Linked DNA regions of Homo sapiens: region 1 is linked to region 2. The links are chromatin loops, found by intact Hi-C in ENCODE. Cell type or tissue: K562. All regions are shown on one strand. Links, peaks and the distances in the headings refer to the core of each region. The heading gives the core; the rest is flanking DNA.

Region 1 (2,910 bases), core at 265-2,764, 270 kb after region 2:
TTGAAAAGCACCTCCTTCTCCCTTCTACCTCCAGCCAAGTTGGCAGTTACCTCCTTCAAACCCAGTACTTTCCCAAAGGCTGGACTCCTGGAGATTTGAACACTGACTTCCCTATTCCCAAGTAATGTAATAGGAAGTCTAGACCCCCAGGCACAGGGTTACTGTCACTGTTGATTGACCAAACTTGCTTTTTTGGCAGCTCAGAAACTTCATTGTGCCTCTTTGCTCAAAATGCCAAAGCGAAGATCAACTTAGAAATGTGGATAAAGACACTTTCTATTGTTGTATGTAACCTGTGGTCATAATCTTCAAAGCCAATCCAGAACCAAGCCATCCCTAGAAGTTACACGCACACATATATGCCTGTATGTATGTGATAGGTTAAGCCATTATGCAAGAAACCTCAACTTTCAAGTAAATTGAGTGCTGGACTGTAACACCATTAGCTTAAACTGTCTGTATGGAATAATTAGCACTTTTAGCTTTTGTCCCCCTTCCCCGCTCCCGCCCGCCCCCCAGCATGAAAGCGAGCTTTGAGGCATCTAGAGGTGGATTTTCTGGCCCAGTGTCAGTCCCGAGTCCCAAGCAAGGAGCACGATGGACAAGCTAGGAGTTCTACGGGACAGTGAAAGAAGACAGAAACTCTGCCCTGTCTTTCGTGGTCCTGGTGAAGTCGACCCGTCTTGCTGACACTCTCCAGGGACATGTGGCCGCACCACAACCGGTTGCCCTCCTGGGTTCAGCTCCTACGGCTTCTGGGGCCGGTTGGAGGATTGAGGCCATGTGTAGGTGCCTCCCCGGATCTCCGAGGGGCTCAGGCTTCCGCGCTCTGGTGTCGCCCCAGAGGGCCGAGGCCACAGTTAAAGGAGGCAGATGAAGAGGAAGCCGCTAGTTTCCAGGCGGAGCTTTTGAAAGAGACAAGAGTAGTCAGAAGGAGAGGAGGAGAAGGCGGAAAAGAAAGCGCGGGAGAGAGAAGAAGAAAGAGCCATTCAAATTGGAAGAGGCCTTCGAGGCCATCTCTGCCAACAGGAGGCGCGGAGCGAGGGCGAGGAGGGAGGGGAGCGCGACGGTGGGGACCGCGCGGGGGCGGGGCGGGGGTGCTGGGGACACCGCAGCGAGAGGAGGGCGGGCGGAGAAGGCCCGGTTTCCTCCCGCGCGGAGCCATGAGGGGCAAAGAGGCAGCGGGCCCGGCTGCACGGCTCCGGCCCGAGACCCCGCGGCGTGTCTGCGCTGGCCGTGCCGTGGCGCGCGCCTCGATCGCCGTCTGCTGGCCGCCGCCGCCCTCGCGGAGACACCGGGGCTCTCCGCTCTCTGCCGCCTCTGCGCCCCTCACTCGCTCTGGCAGCCAGAGGCCTTGTTCGAGGGCCTGGAGCGCGCGTTCGGGTGATGGCGCTCCAGGGCGCTCGGGTGATGGCCAGGGGGCTCTTGAGGAGTGCTCCTCTCTCTAGGGTCCCTGGGCGCTCTGAGTCCATCATCTGCGCCCTGGCCCGGGCTAACTTGGTTCCACTGTTCCCAAACAAAACCAGAGAAGCCAGAGTAGCACAGAAGTTTTTGTTGGTGGTGGTTTGGTTTGGTTTTGAAGGAGGAAAAAAAAATAATAACAGCCCAGGGAAAGGGGGTGTGTGGAAGGAGAACGGAAAGAGAGCCCTGGCCATCAGGGATAGCAGCAGAGCTGTCTGCGTGCCGGCGCACCGCTCTCTCCTTTGCCTGACTAGGCGTCCTAGTTTGGAGGCCGTTCCAGTAGCGTTTGCGGGGAAGGGTCAAGAAACTCCTTCTCCTCAAAAGCGACCCAGGCTTTCTTTCGGGCGGTTCGTGTGGAGAGCCGCACATTCACAATCGAAGAACAAACAACTGTGTGTGTGTATGTGTGTGTGCGCGCGCGCGCACGCGCGCGTGCTGTGTGCCTCCGAGCTCTCTGGGTGAAAGCATTTGGAGAAGCTCTGGGAGCTTTGGAGTAGGGGCTCACCCTGTGAGCAGTACTCACACATATAATTCAAATTTCACAGCTGACCTGCTCTGAAAACCTCAATCAGCTTCTAATTGAAGGGAAAACAAAATATTGCTTCCCTACAGCAGAGCTAACGATTTAATCATTATATCAGACATTATAGCTTTTAATTAGGCTAATGCTGATACTGTATGGAAAGAGATAATTCAACACAGTTCTTGATGAATTCTGTAATTGGGTTAACGGCAGAGCAGTTGGGGGAGAGACGTCAATATTCAAGCTGCGTCTGTAGCCACCAGGTTTATGAATGAAAGAGGAGACAAGGGGAGGAAAAAGGCTGGAACCAGAGCGGGGCATTGCGCCCTCCGCCCCACGGAGCTACGGGCGGCTCTGGAGAGAGGCGGCGGGAGACCCGAGCAAAGCTGGGAGGCCGCCGGATGCCAGACCTCTCGGGCCTCGCCGCTGAGCACCGGCTTTTCCTGCCGCTCGGCCTGCCCGGCCCTTCTTTTGTGGGAAACTTTCCGAGAAGACTCTCTGCTGGGCCTACCTGCCCTGTACGCCCCGGCACGGGAGTATTTCTGCGCTGTTCCCACCCAGCCCAGCTGGCGCAGATGTAGCGCGCAGTTCTGTCGGGTGGCTCTTAAAGACGCGAGCTCTACCTGGGCTTCCACCCCTCGCCAGGTCCGAGTGCCACTCAAACGGGCACAGTGCCCCTGGCCGAGGGCAGCCCTAGTTGGTCCTCAGCGCTGTGGGCACGGCGGATGCGCCGAGCGCCCGGCGCCTCAGGGCACCACAGGCTGCCCATACTCTCGAGCTCACAGTGATGACTGCGGGGTCGGCGGGAAACGGTGCTTGGAGGGGGCGCCGGGCCTATTGCCTAGAGGCCTGGACCCGGTGGCCTAGGCTGAGCCGCTGCTGGGCCCTGTGGCTGCATCAGGAAATTGGCAATTAAACCGCCGGGC
Region 2 (2,910 bases), core at 94-2,593:
CCACAGGCCCTGGTGTGTGTTGTTCCTCTCTCTCTGTCCATGTGCTCTCATTGTTCAGCTCCCACTTGTAAGTGAGAATATGTGGTGTTTGGTTTTCTGTTCCTGTGTTAGTTTGCTGAAGATAATGGCTTCCAGCTTCATCCATGTTCCTGCAAAGGACATGAACCCATCCTTTTTATGGCTGTGCAGTATTCCATGGTGTGTATGTACCACATTTTCTTTGTCTAGTCTATCATTGATGGGCACTTGGATTGATTCCATGTCTTTGCTATTGTGAATAGTGCTGCAATGAACATACACATGCATATGTCTTTATAATAGACTGATTTATATTCCTTTGAGTATATACCCAGTAATGAGATTGCTGGGTCAAACGGTATTTCTGGCTCTGGGTCTTTGAGGAATCACCAGATGATGATTTTTAATTGTATCTCAACATCTTCAGTATCACACCACGTTCTTATGTTCACCTTCTGCTTCAGCAGGTCTCCTCTGACAGCACACCATCAGGAGAGGAGGCTGTTGCCTCATTACTGTCAATTAGCCATAGAAGTCTGGGTTCCTCCACAGGTGCCCTGACACCTGGGGTGTTGGGAGGTGCCTTCTGAGTGCAGGGGGTGGAGGTCAGACTCTCCATCAGGTCTCTGCTGATCCACCCATCAGGAGTGTGGGCGGGGCCACAACCTCTCCTCTGGTGCTTGGCTGGAGGAGGCCATTGTTGTTGAAAAATTTTCCTTCCTGCTAAGTTGCTCCATTCCTTTGACCTAGAGAGAGAACTGGCTTTTCTTTGGCCTTTTGTTGGGTCTGTGTCTGTTAGTGTTTCTGCGTGGCTGGACTCTCCAGGCCTCAGTGAGGATAAAGAAAATGCTACATGTTTCCTCAGGTCCTGCTGTCTCTAGTCCGTCTGCCTTCTCGAATTTTCACAGCTTTTTCTTGAGTGTTTGATGTATAATACATACAGTTCTAGCTGTTCTTAGTGAGGGGAATAGAGAGAAATGGACCTACTTCATGTTGTCTGGAACCAGAAGTTCCTTAATCTGGTTTTGTGGCCGATGTGCAAAACATCATTTATCTCCTTCAGCTGTGTGCAGCTCACCTGCACCACATTGGAGGCCCCGGTGCCGTTCCCTGCCATGGTTCTCACCAAGGAGCTGCTTGAGCATCCTTCTGAGAGCCAGGCCAAAGCTTCTGGGCCCACAGGATGGTGGTGTTTCGGTGCTGGGTTGAAAGAGGCACACAGAGGAGGCGGTGATCTTGATGGTGGCAGCTTTTCTGGATCTCATTCCAAAGGCTCTCCAGCTTCCAGGGGAAGTAATTCTCCAACGCGTGCCCGAATCCTGGCCTGCCTCTGGCGTGGGGTGGCTTCACAGCACGGATGTGGGAGGGTGGAGCTGCTGTTCTCAAGTGGCCTAGTCTCTGGGCAACTTTGCGCTCTTAATGTGCTTACAATAATAACTACGAAAACTGAGAAATTTAAAATATTAAATACATTTTGTGTAAACCTAGCATATTTTTATTAAAAGTGATATTTTCCAAATACAAAAAATTTAATGAGAAGAGTGGTCTTGGTGTGTGTGCCTTTGCCAATCTCTTTCATGCCTGGCTTAGCAGGAGTCAGTGGATTCTCACATCTCTTTCTGGTGGAAGTGGATGAAGATAATTCCATTCTCTCAGATACACAGTTGGTAAGAGGAGTCTTTTAATGGCCTTTTCAGTTACATGTGGATCTTCTTTGATGATACACCAATTAGGCAGTTTATTTAAGGTTAGTTATGACATGGGAATCCAAAGATATAGCCATGCGTTGCTTAACCGCGGGGCGATTTCTGAGAAATGTGTTGTTAGGCAATTTCATCACTGTGTGGACATCTGGAGCAAGCTTGTCCAACCCATGGCCCATGGGCCGCATGTGGCCCAGGATGGCTTTGAATGTGGCCCAACACAAATTCGTAAACTTTCTTAAAACAGTATGAGATTTTTTTTTTTTAGCTCATCAGCTATCATTAGTGTTGGTGAATTTTACATGTGACCCAAGACAATTCTTGCAATGTGGCCCAAGGAAGCCAAGAGATTGAACACCCCTGATGTAGAGCGTGCTGACTCAAACCTAGATGGTAGCACCTGCTGCACACCTCAGCTCTATGGTGCAGCCTCTGACTCCTAGGCTACAAACCTGCACAGTGTGTGACTCTACTGAACACTGTAGGCAACTCCAACACAATGGTAAGCCCTTATGTGTCTAAATATATCTAAACATAGAAAAAATACAGTGAAAATACAGTACAAAAGATAAAAACGGGCACACCTACACAGGGCACCTCCCACGAATGGAGCTGCGGGACTGGAAGTTGCTCTGGGTGAGTCAGGGAGTGGGTGGGGACTGGCTGTGAAGGCCTCGGACATGACTGCGCTCTACGGGTGACTCACAAACGCTGTACCCTTCGGTGCACTACACTGACCAAAAATAGTTTTCTTCTTTAAATCATACGTTAACCTTAGCTTACTATGACTTTTTTTACTTTTATAAACTTTTAATTTTTTGACTCTTATAATAACACTCAGCTTAAAACACACATTGTACAGCTGTACAAAAATATTTTCTTTGTATCTTTATTCTATATGCTTTTCTTCTATTTTTAATTTTTTACTTAAAAAATTTTTTTTTTGTTAAAAACAAAAATACAAACACACACATTAGCCTCGGCCGGGTCCTGGGGTCAGGACCGTCGACATCACTGTCTTCCGCCCCCACATGTTGTCCCACTGGAAGGTCTTCAGGGGCAGTGACACACACGGAGCCGTCATCTATGACAATGCCTTCTTCTGGACACCTCCTGAAGGACCTGTCTGAGGCTGTTCTGCAGTTGACTTACACATATATAGAAAGAGCAGTACTCCAAAATAATGATG

The links. A loop is a pair of places that touch in the nucleus more often than their neighbours do. Peaks named below come from ENCODE experiments on the same cell type or tissue, not always from the same donor. Only the 100,000 strongest peaks of a DNase experiment are listed, where the experiment ranks them.
Region 1: it touches region 2 in a loop (8-fold over the local background); 1 of 110 quality-filtered maps calls a loop at or near these places.

The regions. Positions count from the first base shown.
Region 1 is chr13:112,061,308-112,064,217 of GRCh38, reverse strand. All of the region lies in intron 1 of SOX1-OT (SOX1 overlapping transcript), which reads right to left. Among named protein-coding and RNA genes, the nearest start is that of SOX1, 4.4 kb to the left of the region's middle. In K562, for the core only: a CTCF peak has its summit at 1,275 (motif pointing left); no DNase peak of the experiment used is centred there; H3K27me3 peaks cover 1,504 bases.
Region 2 is chr13:112,333,780-112,336,689 of GRCh38, reverse strand. No RefSeq gene overlaps it. Among named protein-coding and RNA genes, the nearest start is that of LINC01044, 4.0 kb to the right of the region's middle. In K562, for the core only: a CTCF peak has its summit at 1,339; a DNase peak (open chromatin) is centred at 2,389.